Linked DNA regions of Homo sapiens: regions 1 and 2 are each linked to region 3. A link is a contact called in ENCODE Hi-C or POLR2A ChIA-PET data. All regions are on one chromosome and are shown on one strand. The core of a region is the stretch at or near the end of the contact, and the rest is flanking DNA. Distances in the headings are between cores, read along the strand shown. Region 1 holds the start of MAPK1IP1L (mitogen-activated protein kinase 1 interacting protein 1 like). Region 2 has its middle 21 kb from the start of MAPK1IP1L. Region 3 overlaps GCH1 (GTP cyclohydrolase 1).

Region 1 (3,498 bases), core at 538-3,037, 190 kb before region 3:
AATAGTGCTTGGGTGGAAAACAAATACCAAATTCTCTTTTCTTTGTATGTGGACATCTAGCTTATAGGTAAAAAAGTAAACGTTAAAGTATGATTATCTAGCTATAACTGCAGCTCTTCACTGGTTGGTTCGGCCAGAGTTGACAAGTCCAACTCTCCAAACTTGAGGCAAAGGAAGATCGGAATCGTACCCACATCATAGATTTGCTGTAAAACTTTTAATAAACAAATCTCTTAGTCGCTGCCTGGAATATAGCAAAACCTCAACAAATATTAGCTTTTATGATGCCTACTTTTAGGTCCATAAATCTTTATCTGCCCTAGTTTGGCACAAAACTTACATGGTGGCAAAATGTGACCTGAAGCTATTTATAGTTTCTATTCGCCCCCACTTAGAATGAATGTTCACATCTATTGCTGCAAATATTAATGTTGGATTATGGGGTGCCCCACTCTGCTGGGGGTGTTATCTCTCGTCTAACATGACTTTCTAAAAAGATGAAGATAAAATCCAAGTATTTTTGAATTCAAAACACACTAGCTTCAAAAGTTTCAGTTAAGAGACTGGGGATGGATTTTACCCATTCCGCCTGGAGTGAGGAAAAGAACATTCCAATATTTGCAATTCACTCCAAGTTTCTGAAGCAAACTCGCTTTGCATTGTGGGCTCAGAGATGCCAGCATGAAAAATTTCTATTCTTCCCCCAAAGAACACCAGTGAACAAAGAACTTATGAAATGTTTCTGAAGGCTACCTTTGCCTGTAATGAGGGTTCCTTTTCGAAACAGACCTTTACAACCCCCAGGTGTGTATTTCTCTAGTAGTAAAACTAAAAAAAATTCTTGCGGTCGAGTGAGCCTGGCTTCATGCTTTAACACTGGAATCTTTACCTATTAAAAGCTGTACTCTTGCTTTTCAAGGTAAAGAGGAAAACGGTCCAGCTATGCATACGCTATCGCAGGTATGTGCTCCTCAGTCCTAAAAAAGGAGATCACTGAATTCTGCCCTTCTCGTGGTTTGCCCTGGGTATTCATCTAATGTATCCGTGAGCAATTCCTCTAGTAAGTCATAACCAGAACGTTGTCACACTGCGGATTAACAAGCGCCCGAGACTCTTGTAAGAATCTTTTCAGGCCTTTCCCTTTTTATTAAAAATTAATGAATGAGTGTAATAGGGTGGGGGTAGAGGGGAAATCGGGGCCAAGGGGCGCGAGGCCGGCAGCCGTTTAGGGACGCACGAACAAAGGGAGTCCGGGATCAACCGGAGCGAACCGGCCTCCTAGCGGGTCGCGCCCGCCGGGAAGGGGTGGGGGAGGGGCCGGCCCGCGCCCGCCCCGCCCCGCAGCCAGACCTGACGTCAGGCGCCCAGAAACCCGTCGGGCGCGACGTCAGCGGCCTCCGACACCTTCTCCCTGGGGGGCGATCCCCAGGCAGCCCGCAGCGTGGAGGAAGGCGACCGATAGAAACGCTTAGTCCTGGTGCCAGGCAGGCGACCACGGCCCGAGCACTGGACGTGACTCGATGCACCTCGGTCACCGCGCCCGCTTCCCGCTTGGCCGCGCCCGCGGGCTCCGCAACCCCAGCTCCCCGATTCCCCTTCACGACTCCCACTAGTACCGAAGCAGCCTCACCCGGCAATATCCGAGACCGCAGTAGGGTCTAGAAGCGGCGATGGGTCCGAGGGACTGGGCCCTGAAGACGCGGGCGCAGCCTGACTGACGGCAGCTAGAGCAGCGGCGGCAACAGCACCAGCAGCGCGCGGCTCCTCCTGGCGCCGGAACAGGAAGCGCCGAGCGCACCGCCTCCGCCCGTTCTCCCCCTCCCCTCAGGCCGCGCCGCGTGCGCCTCCCGCAGGCCCCTGGCGGTACTGCGGCCCGCCAGGCCTAGGGGGATGGGCTCCACCTGGCGCCGGCTCCGGGCCGCTTTCCCCTGGTGGGCGGGCTAAAAGCTCCCAGAGTTTCCGGAGTTCCGAGGACTCGGAGGAAACGCCAGTGGCTGCCGATGTTCACGGCTTCCCGGCGGAAATTGCTAACTTGTCTTGAGTTGCTTGAGGGCTGATTCTGGATTCCTTTTGCTCAGCGGTTTTTACAGCTAGGCCTCGAAGGAGGCTGGGTATGGACGCGGTCTGATTTCGGCCTGACCCGAGGACTCAGATCCTCGGGCCAAAAGTGGGGAGAGGGAAAATATTAATACAGGAAAGGGAAGACGTTTGCAAATAGCTTGACAAATTGATATTTGCTTTCTTTGTAGATTTTTCCTCATCAATGCCTCTTCTCCCATGTTCTTTTTTGTTGTTTTTGAGACAGGGCCTCTGTCACACACGCTGGAGTGCAGTGGCGCGATCTCGGCTCACTGCAACCTCTGCCTGCTGGTCTCAAGCAATCCTCCCATCTTAGCCTCCGAGTAGCTGAGACTGCAGGCATGTGCCACCACATCCGGCTTATTTTTGTGTTTTTGATAGAGATGGGGTCTCACCCTGCTAGCCTCAAGCGATCTGCCCGCTTCGGCCTCCCAAAGAGCTGGTATTACAGGTGTGAGCCACCGTGCCCAGCCGCCATCTTCATTTCTGAATAAACATTACCTCCTGTGTCAGGCACAGATGACATGACCCCAGTCAAGGAACCTACTAACTAGCAATAAAGATGTCGTGATAATTATATGGTGTGCAAAATATATACATATATGCAATATACTTTTTTTTTTTTTTTGAGACGGAGTCTTGCTCTGTCGCCAGGCTGGAGTGCAGTGGCGCGGTGCGATCTCGGCTCACTGCAACCTCCGCCTCCCGGGTTCAAGCGATTCTCCTGCCTCAGCCTCCCAAGTAGCCGGAACTACAGGCGCGCGCTACCTTGCCCAGCTAATTTTTGTATTTAGAGACGAGGTTTCACCACGTTGGCCAGGATGGTCTCGATCTCTTGATCTTGTGATCCGCCCTCCTCGGCAAAGTGCTGGGATTACAGGCGTGAGCCACTGTGCCCGGCCAATATACATTTTTTAAGATATAAAAATATCCTAAAAGTATGTGGTACACTTGCATCTTGCTTTGTGTAAGGCATTAGTGAGTGAGTGGGTGGCCATTTAACCATGAACTTGTTTAAAGGAAGACATCCCTGGATGTTTTCCACAGCACACACAATTCTCACACTGAAAAAGGGGCAACAGAGGAACTTCAAATACCTAAGCCGAGAGTCTTATTTTTGGGTAAGGGCACACAGGCCTATGGAAAATTACACGACTGGTGTGGACCTAGCCTGTTCTCACTGGTGACAGTGAATCAGCAGTGCCTTGAGCCATGCTGAAACCTGAAGCAACAAGAAATCAGTAATCTGGTCAGGTTTGATTTGAAATTTGGTATCTTGCTCATCATAGGCTTTTTTGCATCAATTCAGATATTACAATATTGTACCAAAACATTGTCTTCCTTAGTCGTATAGTCAAATATTTGTCCCTAAGTGCCTCACCATACCCTAGTCCTGGCGCTGTGTACCAGTAATGGATA
Region 2 (3,632 bases), core at 932-3,431, 210 kb before region 3:
ATAATTTTTGGTACTACTCAGTTTGTAAGGGGATTAAGTTGGGGGAAAAACTTAGGGCTTTAAGGGAAATTGCTTTCTGACTTGGGAGGGAAAAAGACATAATTGTGGCTATGTGGCAGAAACCTTTGGAGAGGTGCCCAGAAAAGTAGAAAGCCCTGTTCCAACCCTCTTTCTCTATCTAGCTCCTCTATCTTAGAAGACATGACTCCCTGTTCCAAGACTGGGACGTGCTTGCTTCTTGCCGTTGGGACTTACTGAAGATAATGTAGCTACAATTCAGTGACTTGGATATGGTTCTTCACCTTTATAAGATGCAGTCTGAGTAGCACCCTAAATAATATAGTCATCTCTCAGTATCCACAGGGGATTGGTTCCAGGACCCTCCTGGGATACCAAAATCCACAGATGCTTGGGTTGCTGATATTAAATGGTGTCGTATTTGCCTGTAAACTACGCACATCCTCCCTTATACTTTAAATCATATCTAGATTACTTAGAATACCTAATACAATGTAAATGCTAGCACATAGTTGCTATATTGTATTTTACATTTTGTATTATTTATTGTTGTTTTCCTTCGAAATATTTTCCACCTGAGGTTGGTTGAATCCCCAGATGCAGAACCCACAGATACAAGCGGCCGACTGTATGTGAATGAAGGGGTAACTTCTACAGTAAAACATGTTTTTTAGGACAAGTTTTTTCTCTGAGGAAATAAAATCTTCACTGGTACTCTTTTTTTGTTATATTTAGGACAACCATGTGACTTATCACAAACACCAGGACACTTTTGTGGATGCAAGGGAGGTGCTTTAATAATTATACCTGGAGTCTGGGCGTGGTGGCTCACGCCTGTAGTCCCAGCACTTTGGGAGGCCAAGGTGGGTGGATCACCTGAGGTCAGGAGTTCGAGACCAGCCTGGCCAACATGGTGAAACCCTGTCTCTACTAAAAATACAAAAACCAGCTGGGTGTGGTGGTGGGCACTTGTAATCCCAGCTACTTGGGAGGCTGAGGCAGGAGAATCGCTTGAACCCAGGAGGCGGAGGTTGCAGTGAGCCGAGATCATGCCATTGCATTTCAGCCTGGAGGGAAAAAGCAAAACTCTGTCTCAAAAAAAAAAAAAAAAAAAAAATTATACCTGGCAAACAGGAACCAGAATGATTCCAGGCCATATATCCAACTGGGACATATAACCACTTGCTTAGAGCACAAGGTTGGTGGTTAATAAATATTAGGATCACATTGTGTACTCCCTGCTCCCCCCGGCATGTGAGGTAAGAGCTAATCACATTGTGTAACATTTAATCCTTAATGTTGATCACCTAATTTTTATTTTTTTGAGACAGGGTCTTACTCTGTCACTCAGGCGTGGTGCCATCATGGCTCACTGCTACGTCTGCTTCTTGGGCTCATGTGATCCTCCCACCTCAGCCTCCCAAGTAGCTGGGATTATAGGCATGAGCCACCACGCCTGGGTGATAATCTGATTTTTAAAAAAGGAATATTCATATAGAGCTACTATATTAGATGTGCATTGTTTGGGGTATGCTAACATACCTAGTGGATCTCTAGCTAGAGGGAATGAAGAATGTTTTTTCCCTCATGGTACTTTGAGCATTATTATGTTTATAGGTAAGGGAAGTGAGCACAGGAAGCTAATCAGTTGCCGTAAATCACACACCAGAGCTGAGCTCAAAGCTTAAAATAAAAACCCTAAAAAACAAATTCGTGACCCAACACTGATTTAAAAAGAAAAGTAAAAAATAAAAATACCAACTCTGCCCTGTGAATCCCCAGCAATTGTGTTGCTCGCTGAACCATGAAGGGCTGCCCTTTAGAATTTGATCACAGAGGCATCGAAGGTGGAGACTTATTACCCCTTTCAGACGAGAAATCTTATGCTGGGAAGCTGCTTTTCCTAGTTCGCACAAGTCCTCTTCATTCCACTTCTATAAAAAGCCCAAGTAAGAGTCCTAATCGTTAGTCATGCAGTTTAGTCTTTTTGTAGATTTGAGCATTCAAGAAAGGACGCAGGTGATTCATTAAGCTTAGTACTTGGGGTTTTTGTGTGTTGCAGTAACTAAGCAACAGTTAAGATATTTTAACTTAGCATGTCCTGCATTGGCACGTTTAAAAAAAGAACTGTCATGCCGTGCTTGGCAGAACCTCACTCTGACTCTTCCACACTCTGTGCAGTTCCTGTACATCTTGGCTGCCCATCCACTGCTAACAGAGACCTCTTCTGTCTCAGCTGCTCTGACAGCCTTGGCCTAGTGTGTGCCACTGCAGGGTAGCTGGATATCCATGTCTCCAATGACTGGTAACTGCAAAGGCTGGACCTGGAACTAGTGGTTTGATCATCCACTACCTTAATTCTCTCATTCACATTTTAAACCCACTCTTAACTGCTATACCTTTGAACATTTGCCTTTATGAAAACACAACTCAAGTTCTAGGTTAGCACTTGAAGAACTGTGATTATTCACAAAACCATGCATTTCAAACATAACCATTAGCTTTTTTTTTTTTTTTTAACTGAATATCCGATGAAACTCACTAAATGAAGTGTGAGAGGTCTGCTACATAACATTCAATTTAGATAGATTTGATTGTCCAGATAGTTTTGGAAGAACTGCAGTACTAGATGCCTGAACAAAAAAAATAGAACCTAGTGGATAAACTCTAAGCCTTGATAACAGAAGCACTGGTTCATTATTTATGTGGTATGACTCTGGGAATTTAACCTCTAAACAGGATCTTGCTCTGTCGTCCAGGCTGGAGTGCAGTGTAGCCTCTAACTCCGGGGCTCAAGTGATCCTGCCACCTTGGCCTCCTGAGTAGCTGGGACTAGAGGCACATGCCACCACACCTGGCTAATTCTTCAATTTTGGCTTGTGGAGATGGGGTCTTGCTATGTTGTCCAGGCTGGTCTCAAACTCCTGGCTTCAAATGATCCTCCTGCCCTGGCCTTTCAAAGTGTTGGGATTACACAGGCATGAGTCACTGCGTATCTCTTTTAAACTTGGTTTCCTTATCTCTAAAGTGGCTTTTAAATCTACGTATCTTTAAGGAAAGCTAGACTATATGACCATTAAATAAAACGACAAGCTCTGACATAAAACATAATCAGAGCAAAACTTAAAATGTTCTATTTCCTCTTTTCTTACGTAAAACTAAGTATGGCTTAGAATCCCATATGACCCAATTCTATTACACTTGGGAACCTCTGACTATGATCTAAATAAACCTCAAGTAGCAGACATGGTCATTTATAATGGTAGTTTTTTAAAATTTAAAAGCAGCAAATCTGTCCCCTTCCTGAAGCAACTTATCAGTAAGGAAAATACACGAAGTGCAGAGTGGAACTGCTCTAGGGAAAGCAGGGAGAGACTAAGCGTTATAAGCTCTACTTGGTCCTCTCCTCAGCACTGGGAAAATCAATTTTCCCAAATGAGAGAAAAAAGTTTAAGTGCCACGAGGGCCAGGCATGGTGGCTCAAGCCTGTAATCCCAGCACTTTGGGAGGCTGAGGCAGGCGAATCACCTGAGGTCAGGAGTTTGAGACCAGCCTGGTCAACATGGCAAAACCCCATTTCTAGTAAAAATACAAAAACTAGCTAGGACTGGTGG
Region 3 (3,846 bases), core at 1,347-3,846:
CCAAGACTGGGCCACTGTACTCCAGCCTGGGCGACAGAGTGAGACTCCATCTCAAAAAAAAAAAAAAAAAAAAGGAAGATGGTGCACTCTCTAGCAGCTTAGAAACCAGGAAGCCAAGCACAAAAGGGTGTGGAGACCTTCTGTGCTGCAGGGCTTTGCGGTGGGATCTTAAGGCTGTGAGGTGGGATCTTAAGGCTGCTGTGATGTGTGGAATGGCAATACTTATGCTTACAGTTTTTGCCATTTAAAGGAGGCTTTCCTGTATACATTTTAGTGTTGCTATGAGATCATTTGCCTTTCCTTGAGAATGTTTCTCCTCCATAAAGAAGAAACTTTCAGATTTGTGTCAAGAGTTCAACTTCACAGGTAAGTGTCAGGGCCATGCAATTGACTCTTGAACAACATGAATTTGAACTGCATGGGTCCACTTAGACATGGCTCTTTTTCAAGCAAACACTGATCAAAAATTCTACAGTATTTGCAGGATACAAAACCTGTATAGATGGAGGGGCAACTTTTCATATATGCAGGTTCTGCAGGGCCGACTGCGGGACTTGAGTATGCAGGATTTGGGTATACACAGGGGTCCTGGAAGCAATCTCCCGCATTTACCAACGGACAACTGTACAAGTTTGTTATTTGATTAATAGACTCATACTTATATATTTTGCTTTTACTGCATTTATGTAATTTTAAAAATACATATATAAATGTTTCATTTTCTAAGTCTTAACAGTTCCAGATGTTTTCAAGGTAATACATTGTCGTGATAAATTACATAAAAGTGTACTATATTCTTTCTATATTTCCTTATTTTGTCACAAAGAAGGCACTGTATTTTCACTCAGCTAATGATTTCCGTCTCTTCTCTGAAGGTCCATATTGGTTATCTTCCTAACAAGCAAGTCCTTGGCCTCAGCAAACTTGCGAGGTAAGTGTGACTGTGCAGTGAACAAGAATACAGGTTTATAGGACCTGCCCTCATCTGCTGAGAATCTATCTCATCAGGCTTTCTCTCTTTACCTGTATGGATCTAACTTGGAAGTCATATTGCAACTTAAAGACTTGGAGGGTCTGAAACACAGATGCCCCTTCCTTCTCGTCCCCTACTGCCTGCTTCCTCTTCCACTTCCCACCCTTTCTTCCATAGATACATACATCCTGGAAGTCTCAGCCCACCTCTTTCTCTGCAGAGCCTTCTCTGACTGGAGAGGTCCTGAGCTTACCTTCAGTCCAGCCCCATCCTTTAAGGGGGGTTTAGCTAACAGTGAGGGGTTGGGGAAGAAGCTGGGCAGGGGTCTAGCTGCAGTGCTCTGCTGTCGAACTTGTTGTCAGGCCTGAGGACTCTTCTATCCTTGTCAAGGGGAGTGCTCACCTTCTTTGCTTTCATACAACACTGCTTTCAGACTTGTAATGAAACTTCCCTGTGGGATCCCCAGCCTCAACCCTGCCTTGCTCTGCACTGGATGCCTCCAGGCATATCTCAGGGGTCCTGCAGGCCAGTCCGTTCATGTCTAGGTTCTTTGTTTCTGCAAACACAAGACTGCCTGCCTTGGCTTTGCACAGCTTTATTCTGATACAGTGTTCACGCTCCTCGCTCTCATTTCTCTTTCCTGCTACAATCTTCTTTTCTGTTGTTTATCCTGTGGGTTCATGCCTTAAAAAATTCCCTTACTGCCTTTTTTATTTGGGTTTTAGGAGAGGTGATGTACATACACGTTCATCTGTGTTTAACTGGAAGTCAACATGGGGGTTTGTGTTCAGATATCTCTGGTAGGCCCCAGCCACCAATATTTTATTGCCCTTAAATATCCTTGTTGTTTCTTCGTATAAAGTTAGTGAATTTTGAGTGATGGAGGAAATACTGGGAGGTGTGTGTGTGTGTGGAGAGAGAGAGAAAGTTAAGAACAAGATGAAGGGGTCGGGTAAAGTGTTCCTACTCTTTTTTTTTTTCAAAAATAATCAAGCTAAGTTTGAATAACTTGAGGTTATAGTGACCATATCATAATTGAAATAAATGAGTCTCGGCCGGGTGCCGTCTTTCACACTTGTAATCCCAGCACTTTGGGAGGCTGAGGCGGGCGGATCACTTGAGGTCAGGAGTTTGAGACCAGCCTCACCAACATGGTGAAACCCCATCTCTACTAAAAATACAAAGATTAGCTGGGCGTGGTGGCGCACACCTGTAATCCCAGCTAATCAGGAGGCTGAGGCAGGAGAATTACTTGAACCCGGGAGGCAGAGCTTGCAGTGAGCCGAGATTGTGCCATTGCACTCCAGCCTGGGCGATGGAGTAAGACCCTATCTCAAAAAAATAAAAATAAAAGAAGAGGAATAAATGAGTCTCTGTGACCAGTTGACTGTGCTGTGGCTCTGATGTGTTCCTGTTTCTTTATGCAGGCCCTGGGATTTAACACAGTTGTGAAATGGTGGTCCTGATATTTCTCAATTCTGTGTTGGAATCTGTAAAAAAAAAACTACTCCAGCAATCTGACAACTGCCCTCTAAAGTTGTTCCTGTTACTTTGTTTTCACTTCCACTTTCTCATTCATTTCCTCTGGGGATCAATAAGAAAGTGGGTAGAAGAGACAAATTTAACTTCCCCAGTTTCTGACCTCATTCCTGCTCAGCTATTTTGCTATTAGATAGGGCTGCTTGGCACCATGAAAGAATATTATATCATAGCTGTAATTGCTTCACTGGAATAAGGCTCTTAGCACAAATCCAGAAACATTCTGGCTGCTTGCGTGTGATCCATCCCTGGTGGCAGTGCTGAAAAGTTGCTGAGAAAAAGTGTGTTGGTAGTGATTGGGAGTAATTAATCTTACTATAATTTTTATTAACGACTCCCTTCCCAGTAACTTACCCTCAACTAATGATGTATTAAACCAATTTCATGTCAACTGTGAGTAAAAGTATCTTTACTAAAATTGGTTATTCTTATGGTTTTATAATATACAGTCTAAGTAAAATCAGCATGCTTACTGTGCAAACATAGCTGTAGGCCCAGTCCCCTGGGCCTCCCTGTCAGCAAGATTGCTAACCCTATACCTTGCCCATATAGAAATTCCAGCACTGCTGATGCCTATAACAGACTGTCCATATGTGAAAGGTGTAATGGATAGTTTCATAGTGTAAAAAAGCTTGGCAGATCACATTAGGCCTTGGTCTTAATGTAACAGCCTTCTCTGAAAAACCAACTGTTGATCATGATTAACACTTTATGGGAAATGGACTCTTGAGTGATTCAGTGAGATCATACAATAAATGGCAACCTGGTGGTAGAAGGAAATAATCTTAGTTATTTCCTTTCCAAGTGAAAGGAAAAGATCTCAAATAATTAAGCTTTTATGAAACAATACAAAGGAGTTGATTATTAGCATGGGGATTTGTCCTTAGACTAATAGGATTAAAATTTAAGAATAAAATGGAACATGAAGCCAAAGAACCAAGTGTATGTTGCTTTCAAATATTTTGCAAAAAATTTGAATAAAGAGTCTATTAAATAGAAAAGAAGACTAAGATTTTATCCAACTACTTATTCCTTATAAGAAGTAAGAATATTTAGAGAATGAAGAGGAATAAAAGCTGAATGTCTTAGCAAAACTTCACTGCTCATTTTAATCTTATATATGAAGTTTGTTATATGCTTGCCTTTAAATGAATGACCTTTCAGTGCCAGTGAAGTCAAATATCAAGCAGTAAAGCCTTAAGTAACAAGAAAATGCCAGAAGTGAGTTGATCTGGCTCAACTCTAGTAGAATTCTAGAATAAACTTAGTTTGAATAGAACTTTCTTTTGTTGCTGAAAAGCCATTGAACATGTATTCATTTTCTTCCCTTAGAA

Evidence for each region. A loop is a pair of places that touch in the nucleus more often than their neighbours do. ChIA-PET counts read pairs that join two places held with the same protein, here RNA polymerase II (POLR2A). Pooled maps may share reads with other maps.
Region 1: a loop to region 3 is called in a pooled map, with 2.2 times the contacts of the local background. The contact joins the promoter of MAPK1IP1L here to the enhancer-like site in region 3. A Hi-C loop is called at or near these places in 1 of 50 pooled maps. POLR2A ChIA-PET finds 5 or more read pairs at or near these places in 3 of 52 experiments (GM12878, activated B cell and activated CD8-positive, alpha-beta memory T cell).
Region 2: a loop to region 3 is called in a pooled map, with 2.2 times the contacts of the local background. The contact joins two enhancer-like sites. A Hi-C loop is called at or near these places in 1 of 50 pooled maps. POLR2A ChIA-PET finds 5 or more read pairs at or near these places in 2 of 52 experiments (GM12878 and activated CD4-positive, alpha-beta T cell).

Annotation. Positions count from the first base shown.
Region 1 is chr14:55,049,936-55,053,433 of GRCh38, reverse strand. MAPK1IP1L (mitogen-activated protein kinase 1 interacting protein 1 like) reads right to left here and starts at 1,787. Exons shown (of 4, transcript NM_144578.4): 1 at 1,631-1,787. RefSeq lists silencers at 1,217-1,376, 1,727-1,966 and enhancers at 1,997-2,196, 1,736-2,425.
Region 2 is chr14:55,070,585-55,074,216 of GRCh38, reverse strand. No RefSeq gene overlaps it. Among named protein-coding and RNA genes, the nearest start is that of MAPK1IP1L, 21 kb to the right of the region's middle. RefSeq lists an enhancer at 1,884-2,003. Within about 2 kb of position 2,181, at least 14 of the 41 ENCODE cell types and tissues checked have a DNase peak (open chromatin) inside an H3K27ac peak, as active enhancers do.
Region 3 is chr14:54,856,766-54,860,611 of GRCh38, reverse strand. GCH1 (GTP cyclohydrolase 1) reads left to right here. Exons shown (of 6, transcript NM_000161.3): 3 at 876-931. It also overlaps the pseudogene RNU6ATAC9P. Among named protein-coding and RNA genes, the nearest start is that of MIR4308, 20 kb to the left of the region's middle. Within about 2 kb of position 2,596, at least 2 of the 41 ENCODE cell types and tissues checked have a DNase peak (open chromatin) inside an H3K27ac peak, as active enhancers do.